Linked DNA regions of Homo sapiens: region 1 is linked to region 2. The links are chromatin contacts, found by Hi-C or POLR2A ChIA-PET in ENCODE. All regions are on one chromosome and are shown on one strand. The core of a region is the stretch at or near the end of the contact, and the rest is flanking DNA. Distances in the headings are between cores, read along the strand shown.

Region 1 (5,593 bases), core at 1,322-3,821, 360 kb before region 2:
AATAGATGTAGAGCAGTTAAGTGATTTGATTTTTCCGAAACACAACATGCTCCATAGTTCAGGTCTTGACATATGGTATGATTCTGTTTATACAAAATGTCCAGAATAGGCAAATCCATACAGACAGAAAGTAGACTAGTGGTTGACAAAGGATGAGGGAAAGGGGGAATTCAGATGAAAGGGGCTTCATTTAGGGTGATGAAAATGTTCTAGAATTAGATAGCGATGGTGGCTACCCAAATTGTGAATATATAAAAAACCACTGAACTGCACACTGTAAAATGCTTAAAATGAATTTTGTGTTATATGAATGTTATCTTAATAAAAACAAAAGAAAACAAAAAGAGTGCAGGCCTTGGAGTCAGCAGACCTGAATTGGTCCTGCTTGTTCTTCTCGAAACTTCAGTTTTCTCATTATTCTAAAAATGAATTGAGACATTATGCAAAGCACCTAGCAATGTTTCAGACACATAGTAAGACCTCAGTCAATGACCACAATACATTAAGGTTGGGTAGACAACAGTCACACACCCAGGACTTGAACCCGGTTCTCTGACTCCTTGCTTGTGACCTCTGCTAGTTGCTACCAGTTTCTTCCAAGTGGGGGCAGCAGCTTGAGGGAAAATTCCCCAGAGCCAGCCAGGGAAGGGAAAAGGAGGCCCCGAACCTGCCAGCTGGGGGCTTCAGCTACATCCACACACTCACCAAGACTGCATTTCAGGGGCTTCTATGAAACACAGCCTTAGGCCTTCCATTGTGCCTTTGCTTTGTTTTTTTAACACCATTCCTTAGAAAAATTCTTACAAAATGTTCCCCAGTTTCCAGGAGATAAAAGGAGCCTCACATCATATTTATAAGACACCACTTCCCTCACCATGAGAGCCACAGTCTAAGCTAACCTTGTGACCAGCATGTAAAAGTTCTGTTTATAGAACCCAACATGCCCCTGCAGTGCCGTTCGCCTTCAAGGAGCTGCTGGCTGGCGGAAGGGACTCCACCCAGACAATGCCCTGCTTCCAGCGCTCTGCGTCACTAGGAAAATATTGGGGGGTGGGAACCGGGTAAATGCAAGCGTTAGACTCCCAGTTAGAGTCGCTGTCACAGACAGACCACATGGCTTTACAAATGATTACAAATCAGCTTGCTGTCAGCACACACATGTCCAACAGGTTCAACAGGATTTTTGAAGAAAGAAGATAAACAAGCAGCCAAAGGCTCAATCTGGAAGCTCACAGGCCTACTCCAGTCCACAGTTCTGCCCTGCACCCCTGCCCGGAAGTCTTGTTATTTGTGAAAACGGATCCTTCAACTTTCCCATTTTGCTACCATATATCCATAAATGCTGAAAGGGTCTCTCCTGAATTATAAAAATCATGCCATTTTCAGAACTTAAATACAAATGCTGAGGCCAAGAACTTTCAATCCAATGGATGCTTCTCATTAGTGCTTCCTTGCAGCCCCAAACAAGACCAAATTTCCGTATAGAAAGCTGTCAACTTTTCCGTTTGCCCCACACTTCCATGGCCACAGGAGCGATGCTAAGCAGGGACTGGAGAAAGAAAAGGACATGGTCTCGGTAGGCAAGAGCCTGGGCCAAGACTGCTACAAGCGTTTAGGCTGACTCTGGTACCCACAGGGTTAAGACACCTGACAAGAGTGACCTTTATTATTTCCTCCTTTAAAGTAGTAGGCTGTTCCCTGAGACAGAGCTGAGCAGACCAGGCTCCTACAAAGCCCAGAGTGCCCTGGTTCCTCCTTGCAAGGCCAGGCTACCTGGGTCAATAGCCAGCTCTAACTGACTGGCAAGGGGAATGGGGCCAGAATAGAAACGTCCTGATCCTGGTATAGTCACCTGACCACTGTGAGGTTTTGTGCAAGTAACAACTTCTCTAAATCACAGCTCAGCTTTCTTAAAAACAGGGTGGCGTTACGGATCCATTCACTGCACGGATCAAGAAAAATGAAAGATAATGGTGTGAAATGTCAAAGGATGAGTCGCTATATACACAGCAAACAGTGTCCAGGAAGGAATTACTGTGTACCACCCAGAAGTTACAGAGCATAAATCACAGATTTCCTTCTATACAGAGGCCTTGAAGGAGGTGTGGTGACTTTTTGGCCCCCGTCCTCTTAGAGCAATTGTTTCCCAGCCATGCTGTTGGCAAGACTCTCACTCGGTCCCTCCTTTTCTGATGGAGAATAAAATGCCACCCCCTCCCTCAAAAGAGCTGGGACAGACAGAGTGGGAGGGATGGAGTAACCAAGTCTAATCCAAGACCTTCCCCAGGACTGCTCTAGGGCCAGCCCTCATCTGTTTTAAAAAGGAACCATCTTGGGGTGCTGACCAAACAGGCCCCATGAATCACTGTGAGGGTCATTAGTGCTGTTCACCTAATATTTCCAGTTCTTCTCTCCTCCAGGCACATGCAATGTGCTTCCCTGCCCCCTTGAAGTCAGGAGTGGCCATGTGATTAGCTTTGGCCAAGGAAATGCAAGAAGTGGCAGGTGACATGTCCAGGTACAAGCTCCAAGAGCCCATTAATGATCTACCATATCCTCCTCCTACCCCACTGCAGAGATCACCAACACCTGGGTCCCCCGGGGACTCAGGAACAAAGCAACCAACTCCAACCCTGCCATGACTGGATGTGAAGCATGAGCAAGAAATAAGCTTTTCTTCGTTAAGCTACAGAGCTTTGGAGGCTGTTTATTACTGCAACATCATCTAGCCTATCACATCACGTAAAGACCTACTATTATACTTGCAGATCCAGCCCACCTGGCTCACATCCATTAAAAACAAAATCTGGAGTTCATCACAAGCTTCATTCCCAAGGACAAGTGGGGCTGTAACAAGGAAAGAGCCTGGGCTCCCAGAGTCAGATAGACTTGAGTTTAAATCCTGGCTCAGCCGCCCATCAACCATGCAACTCTGAGCCCGTCAACTACCTTTTACTGAGCTGTAATCTCCTCCACTTTGAAAGGGCAATGATAGTACCTGACATACAGGGTGGTGGTGAGGATGAAATGTAATGTGTGTAAAGTACATAGCATGTGGCCAGGCGTGCACTGTGCACTGAGTAGACAGGAGTGATTCTGCTAACCCTCATCATCATTATCATCATCATCACCCTGCTTTCATCAATGATCAGCAGTGAACCCGGAGGCTCTGTTTCCTGCTCTGTAAACTGGAAGAGCAATGCCATGCCACTCCCAGCGTACTCAGCACAATGCCACGCAGGGCACAGGGGGCAGCTGCTCAATAACCGTGAATACCCATACCACCCTGATATGATTTGGCTGTGTCCCCACCAAATCTCAATTTGAATTGTATCTCCCAGAATCCCCACGTGTTGTGGGAGGGACCCAGGGGAAGGTAATTGAATCATGGGGGCCAGTCTTTCCCATCCTAGTCTCATGATAGTGAACAAGTCTCACGAGATCTGATGGGTTTATTAGAGGTTTCCGCTTCTGTATCTTCCTCATTTTCTCTTGCTGCCGCCCCATGTAAAATGTGCCTTTTGCCTCCTGCCATAATTCTGAGGCCTCCCCAGCCATGTGGAACTCTAAGTCCAACTAAACCTCTTTTTCTTCCCAGCTTCAGGTATGTCTTAATCAGCAGCATGAAAATGGATTAATAACACACCCCTTCCACTCCAAGCCTTTAGCCAGCCTGCCCTGAGCGAGCCCTGGAACACCGCAGGCTGATGAAGCTGCAACACCTGCCCCACACACAAGGGGGCCCAGTCCTCAACTGGTCCACTCTGAGCTTCAGGTTGCCCTCCAGGACCTATCTGATGAGAGTCCCACTCCCTCCACCCCTAGCCAGGTCACCTGCTGTCATTTACTGGACCACAAGCACTGCATCTGGCAGGGTACTCTGACCTTGGGGACCCCAGCCTGACCCCTAAGATACCCACATCAACCCAGGTGACTCGTGATTTTGAGAAGCCCTCTTGGGTATGAGTCACAGAGACTTGGCCCATCCCTGGGGCCACCTCATCAGGAGTAGGAGGAAGGCCCCTGCCAAGGCTCCTACTGACCTAACTATTGAGGATCTGGAGAGCCTGGCAGCCCCCGCCTGGCCCTGGCTTTGACAATTAATGGTGTTACAGCGAGGCTCTGCAGAGTAATAGACTTCACATCTAGGAAAATCTGCCATGTGCCACAAAATCCCTAGTCACACGCTAAAAGCATCCCACATGGTGCGTCCTTAGGCGGTAGCTTAATGAAATGCTATGCCTGGTACTGACATATTCCAACTGCACTGGGACCTCTGAAAGTGGACTAAATAGAAGGAACACTGGAGGCTGAGCAGGAGTGGGTGTCTTGGTCCCAGGGCAGCCCCTGGGTCGGTCTGTGACCTGAGGCAGTCACAACTTCTCCGAGCCTCATTTCCATGACTATAAAATGTCAGAGAAGAGAATCCAATTAAGGATTGAAGTATCCACCATTGATTATCTACAGTCACTGAATATACAACTTGAACAAGGTACAGTGCCATTTTTAAAGAGTTTAAAGTCCCAGAGAAAGTTCAACATGTTCATAAGTGAAATCTAAATAATCACTGCCTGAAGACAGGCTCATGAGCACACTGGTCTGAGGTCTCTAAGGTCATAGCCATCTCTGCAATTATCTGCATGGCAGATAAAGGTTATTTCCTCTCTCTGACCTACCAAAGTTTCCATTTCTCCAGATAAATTAAAACAGGCCTGTATTTCATTCATCTTACCCATTCATAAAGTCACAGAACATCAGCATTATTTAAGACACCAACTTTCTCAGGTTGAAACCCTAATTTGAATTTCTAACACTTCCTTCCACCTTCCCCCATATCTGTGGAAGATAAGCAGCCATTCAGCCTCTGCCCCGGGAGCTGGAAACACACTGCCTCTCAAAACAAGCCTTTCCATTTTCCCACAGCTCTCAGGCATGGAAACTCCTCCTTCACACTGAGCTGATGTCTGCATTCCTACAATATCACTGAGACCAACTGAGGATGGTTTAGTGTGTCCTTCCTCCAAACGAGAGCCTTCCAAAAACTTAAAACCCACCCTCATACCATCCTGTCTTTCTTTTCCTCTTAGGCTAAACTGTCCAAGGTCCTTCCTCACTCACTGGCAGGTTGTACTAAGTCTTCTCTCAAAGCATGGGGGCCAAAATCAAAACAACGCTCCCTGCAAGTTGGGCCTATCAGCATCCTGATTACCAACTGCTCTAGGCTCCTGAACATTCTCCCAGAGAACAGAATAGTCAGACCCCACACAGAGGCTAGAGATAAAACCTGGGGCTTGAACTAAAGACTACCAACCAAAGGAAGTCCCCACCACCTCTAGACACACAGACACCCATGGGACCCTTCCCAGAACTTCCCCCCTGTGAGTGCCGCTGCAGGATCCACGGTGGCAGTCAGGGCACTGCTGCTGGGGTCCCACTGCTGCTTCCATCTCTTCCTTAGCTGCCAGTCCCTTTCCTCTTTCCTCCCCATCTAGGGGCCTCCAATAACCCTCTGGCTCCTGTGCAGCTCTCGGATGGCTCCTAGAGGTCACCTCTTGCCCCAACCCCATCCCTTTTGCTGGCAAATTGTACCTTG
Region 2 (5,484 bases), core at 2,934-5,433:
CTATCAAGCGTATTTATAAAAGCCATTTTAACATCTTTGCTTGATTACATCATCTCTCTAATTTCCTGGACTCTTGTTTCTACTGATTACTTTTTCTCTGGGTTACAGGGTACATTTTTTTCTTGTTCTTTTCATGCTAGTAATTTTTAAGTCAATGCCAGACCTTAAAATGTTTATATTTTTGGGTGCTAGATTTTGCTGTATTCCTTCAAAGAATGTCAGACTTTGTTCTGGCAAGCAGTTAAGTGACTTGGAATCAGTTTGCTCCTTTTCCAGGTTTGCCTTTAATATTTCTAACAGTGGGTCAAGAATACCCTTTAGTCCAGGTCTAATTCAGCACCACCAACACAATACCCTTTTGAAGACTACACATGCCCTGTTAATTATGAGATCTTTCCACTTTGGTTCATTGGAGAAAGAATTATTCCCAGCTTTGTGTGAGCTTTCCCTGGTCTCAAGTTGTTTCCTCTCATGCATATACATGCATGTACATGTCAGTACTTGGCCAAAGACTTGGAACCAAACTCTAAAGATCTTGAGCTCCCTTGCTCTCTCTCTGCTCCTTCCTTTTTACCCTATAAATCCTAGTCCCATAGCTTCTCTGAATTCTGATTTTTGTCTTCTCAACTCACAAAGACTGCCAGGCTGCGTTTGATTATCTCGTCTTTTTGCTGTGGCCCAGAATCTTCCTACAGGCAGTGAGAGAGTGGGGGTAACTTCAGGACTCACCTTGTTTTCCTGCTCTCATGGAGTGCCTACTGTCAAATGTCTGAAAAGTAATGATTTAGTTAGGACCACTATGAAACTTCCTAAGGTTTTTATACCTCTTAGAAACCCTTTCACACACCCCCTTTAAAGGAAAAAAATAAAAAAGCTTTCTCCTAGTCTTTCTCTAGCAAACCCATTTTTACAGATCAGAAAAAGATAGAACATAACAAAACTTGACTTCTGTAAATAATCAGACTTTCCAACAAACAAAGACTGCTTAGAGTAGTGCATGAGGTAGAAGATAACCTGAAAAGTTGGATCTACATTTGCTACTATCTTTACTTTTTGGAGTAGCCTAAGTTAAAAACATCCTACTCAGCGAGACTTTACCATAATAGATAATGGGTTTGATAAACTCTTGGACAATCTAAAAACTTTGTTAAACTACCTCTGTTTTTATGATATTGTGCTCTCTTATTTCCAACATTAGATGTTTTATTTCTAAAATACTTTGAATTCCACTAAGTCTGCTGACATATTTGAATTTAGAACAAACTGCTCTAAGAAAATGATCTCCTGTACTAACTACACACATAGCTATTTCTAAAAGGTTAAAAGGCTGGCAATTTTCCAGTTCTTTCTCATCATTTCAGTTATGAAATACAATGTCCAGTTCCTAGTTCTCTTCTATTTTCTTTGGCATGTTGTGACCAGTTCTCCAAATTCAGTATCATGTATTTTGTTGTGTAGGTCTTTAATTCCTGGCCCCAACCCTTGCCCACATACATATACTCTAAATATATGCTACAGATAACCACAGGGCATGAAAAACACTGGTGAAAATTGCTATTATTAAATTTTACTGCTTCTTAGAGGTCTGTCTCTCACTATGCAAGCTACGTCATATTTACATTTATTTTGACACTTTTATATTCAATTTAAAAAGTCACTGATTTCATTAAAATATTTTGACAAACTATATGCTAACTAACAGTAAAATTTATACTGAAAAATCTTAAAGCACTCCTGTTCTTTCTCCGAGGGATTTGTATATCCTGGCAATGTAAACATAGATTTAAGACTACACCTAGACCCGTCTCACGTGGGAAAACTGGTCACGTTGTTGTTAGTTATAATGCTTGTAAGTACATTTGAGCTTTCTGTTGTTGTTGAGATGAGGTCTCATTCTGTTAACCAGGCTGCAGTGCAGTGGCACAGTCCTGGCTCACTGCAACCTCTACCTCCAGGCTCAAGCTATCCTCTCACCTCAACCTCCTGAGTAGCTGGGACCACAGGTGCACACCACCATGCCCAGCTAAATTTTGTATTTTTTTTTTTTTTTTTTGCCACGTCACCCAGGCTGGTCTCGAACTCCTAGACTCAAGTGATCCACCCACCTCAGCCTCCCAAGTGTTGGGAATACAGGCATGAGCCACTGTGCCTGGCCATTTGAGCATTTTTTGAAAAAACAATTTTTGTAAACTTGTATTTTGTCATTTTCCTTGAACATTCCAACTTTCCAAGTTCCCTCCCACTGAAGGCTGCTGGTTTGGCTTGTTAGCCCCTCTGTATGAATTGTTCTTTTGTCACAGCATTAAGTCTGTGAGGGAAACTAGACAATTTTTTTTTTTTTTTAAACAAAGTCTTCCTCTGCTGCCCAGGCTGGAGTGCAGTGGTGTGATCATAGCTCATTCCAGCCTCCAAACCCTGGGTTCAGCCTTCAAACAGCTGGGACTACAGGTGCATTTGCATTTATTCAAATATTATTTCCTCAGAGAAGGGTTCTCTGACTAAACTATCTAAAATAACCCCACTCTAGCCTTTCTTTCTTTCTTTCTTTTTATTATACTGTTAACAAAAATCGACCTGGTAAAGTGGCTCACACCTGTAATCCCAGCACTTTGGAAGGCCAAGGTGGGAGGATGGCTTGAGCCCAGGAGTTTGACACCAGCCTGGGCAACATAGTGCGATCGTGTCTCTACAAATAATAATAAAAAAAAATTAGCAGGGCATGGTGACGTGCACCTGTACTCCCAGCTATTCGAAGGCTGAGGTGAGAGGATTGTTGAGTCCAGGATTTGGAGGCTGAAATGAGCTATGACCACACCACTGCACTCCAGCCTGGGCAGAAGAGCAAGACTTTGTTTAAAAAAAAAAAAAAAAAGTCTAGTTTCCCTTGCAGAGATAATGAAACTTGGCCAGTAACCTTTGGTAAAACCATTATAACTCACAATTTCCCCTTTTCCTATTATAAAGTTTAGGAACTCTGCTTTAATTTGTATTGTCACTTTATCTACATTTTACTATCATTTTCCATATTTGTATTTTGCTATTATCACATATGTGATAACTGAACCCAAAACTCCTTTGCATTTTCTGTTCCTGTGACTGTCTCTTTCCATTCATAATTTTATAAAATATGCACAAGGATTTAACTGCACCTTTATAGGTTTTTTATTTTATACTTTCTGTTTTTTTTCCCTAGAACATGCAAAGATCTCACTTAGTGCTTTTATGGTAAGAGTTTATTTTGGGTAAAGCTTTAAAAAAAGTATAAAATGCTTTAAAATATTTCAATGAAAGATTATAGCAGATAAGCAGGATTAATTTAAAAAACAAACTATTTGGGGATCAGAAGTAGTTGTTTAATAGGATATAGGTTTAGAGTTCCCAAAAGATATCTTACAACTAAGGAAATAAATATAAAGATAGCTCTAAAGGGTTAGATAACTATTACACTGATGTTAAACAAATACCATGCTTACTGGAATTAAACTTTCTAGAAGTAATAAGCTTAATAACTGAATATATAGTTACATTGTTAGTACTGAGAATGGAAGAAGTGATCCAGAAATGATTGCATTTATTTCACTTTTACTTCCTCAACTTTTTGGATTATATTCAGCCAATATCTATTTAAGGAACTGCTTTGGAAGGCCCTTATGTTTTATGCAAGGCACTGCTATTTTCCCAAATGAATAGAATATCCATTCTCCAGCTCCAAGTTTCCATGACAATAAAAACAAAACATTCATCAGCACCAACTTGGTATTTTATGGCAAATGCAGCTGCAGCTTATAACAGTTCAATCTTTATCCCAACTCATTTCTGCCTAACAGAGGCACTATATTTCTCCAAATCAACTGAATTATTTTTACAGTGATTTTCCCCACCGCAGACCTAAACACTAACAGTGTGTTACACCATCTCTAATTATCATCCACTCTTCCCAATTTCACGCCAAATACAATGAAAGGTTCCCAAATGTTGCTAAGAGCACATTTGATTTGTGAAATCTGAAAGCTCAGTTGATTTAAGTATTACAGCTTTAGAGGAATGTATAATATTTAAGCTTTCATGATTAACTACAAAGAAGACAGAATTTTGGAAACGAAAGACATTCACAGCAAACAAAAAGCTAAATTAAAATCAGTCAGATTATGGTAAGACAGTGCCCCCTTGTGTCTTGGTATTTCTGCCTTGACTAAATCCGGTATTCATTTCCTTAGAGTTCTATAATATAAATTTGAATATTTTTTGTATCACAGAAATAAATAGAACTTGATAACTCTCCTAAGACAAAATCCTAATTTAAAACAATATGAATACACTGGCTATTAAATATAAGTGATTTTTACATGAATACTCTGTAACATGGTGAAAATGTAACAAATTTGTATATCTAGTAATTTCATTTTAAATTTCACATTTAATTTACTATTAGTGAGAGATGTTGACAAAGTTTTAAGAATGAAAGAAAAACCTTGCTACTATCAGTTACATTTTCCTTTGGTATTGGTTCTCCTGTGTAACCACTTTATGCTAGTACTGGTTACCCTCATTATTACCCTGGGGCAACTAATGAGTTTGAGGCTTTACACAGAGAACAAGACTGTATTAAATAGAAGAAATTAACATGAAATCTTAAAGGGTATATGTAATAACAATATGAGTAATACCCTAAGTTACAAATAGCTTTAGAAATAAAAAGTCACATAAAAAACATCATTCATGTTTTTTAACTCCACTCAAAGTGTAATATTCAGATCAGAGGCAAGGCCATGAAGTTTGTAAAAATTCAGAATCTCGGGTACCATACCAGATGATCTGAACTAGAACTTGCATTTTATAGCAAGATCCTTGGATGATTCTTATAAGCAATAAAGCTTCAGAAACGCTGCTCTAAACTCAAAAGCCTTCCTACCCTCAACTATCACGCAGCAGGAGCAGAGTAGCATAAGGAGAGGCTGACTGACCTTTGGGCATAGAGTTAGCTTTTAGAGATCAGGTGGATTCAAAGAAAGAGAGAATCAGGAACAGCTCTAGGAAGGCATCCCTGAGTATATAAACTGAGGCTATGTCAGCGTGCTTACCAAAGTGACTCCTACACCAACTCTTTTTCCCTTTTTCATTCTCTAAAATATATTTTTTAAATGAACAGCTAAGATTCTATCAATCTGTGGTCAATATGGGTGACCAAGAAACTTCAAAAAGCAAATAATGTAAGAATTAGAAGTCCATCACTCATTATCAATGATCCCTAGTACACATTTTTTTTTTACATATTTCAAACTACATTTACTGTGCATTTTCTATCTTATTTCACACTCACCAATCCCCTGATAATCAAGTTTTATTATTCCCATTTTATAAATGAGAAATCATTTATAAATGAGAATCATTGAGGTCAACTAAATTACCAAAGGTCATAAATGTAGTGAAGGCTGAGCACACTGCTAAGATTCAGGTTCTGATTCCAAATCCTAGGTTCTCTGT

Evidence for each region. A loop is a pair of places that touch in the nucleus more often than their neighbours do. ChIA-PET counts read pairs that join two places held with the same protein, here RNA polymerase II (POLR2A). Pooled maps may share reads with other maps.
Region 1: a loop to region 2 is called in a map of chondrocyte, with 3 times the contacts of the local background. The contact joins two enhancer-like sites. A Hi-C loop is called at or near these places in 1 of 168 maps with a recorded cell type or tissue (chondrocyte), 1 of 37 single-sample maps with no recorded cell type and 2 of 50 pooled maps. POLR2A ChIA-PET finds 5 or more read pairs at or near these places in 2 of 52 experiments (MCF 10A and activated CD4-positive, alpha-beta T cell).

What each region holds. Positions count from the first base shown.
Region 1 is chr15:57,501,654-57,507,246 of GRCh38, reverse strand. All of the region lies in intron 8 of CGNL1 (cingulin like 1), which reads right to left. Among named protein-coding and RNA genes, the nearest start is that of GCOM1, 87 kb to the left of the region's middle. Within about 2 kb of position 2,571, at least 6 of the 41 ENCODE cell types and tissues checked have a DNase peak (open chromatin) inside an H3K27ac peak, as active enhancers do.
Region 2 is chr15:57,145,271-57,150,754 of GRCh38, reverse strand. The region is part of intron 5 of TCF12 (transcription factor 12); the gene reads right to left. Among named protein-coding and RNA genes, the nearest start is that of SNORD13D, 130 kb to the left of the region's middle. Within about 2 kb of position 4,183, at least 3 of the 41 ENCODE cell types and tissues checked have a DNase peak (open chromatin) inside an H3K27ac peak, as active enhancers do.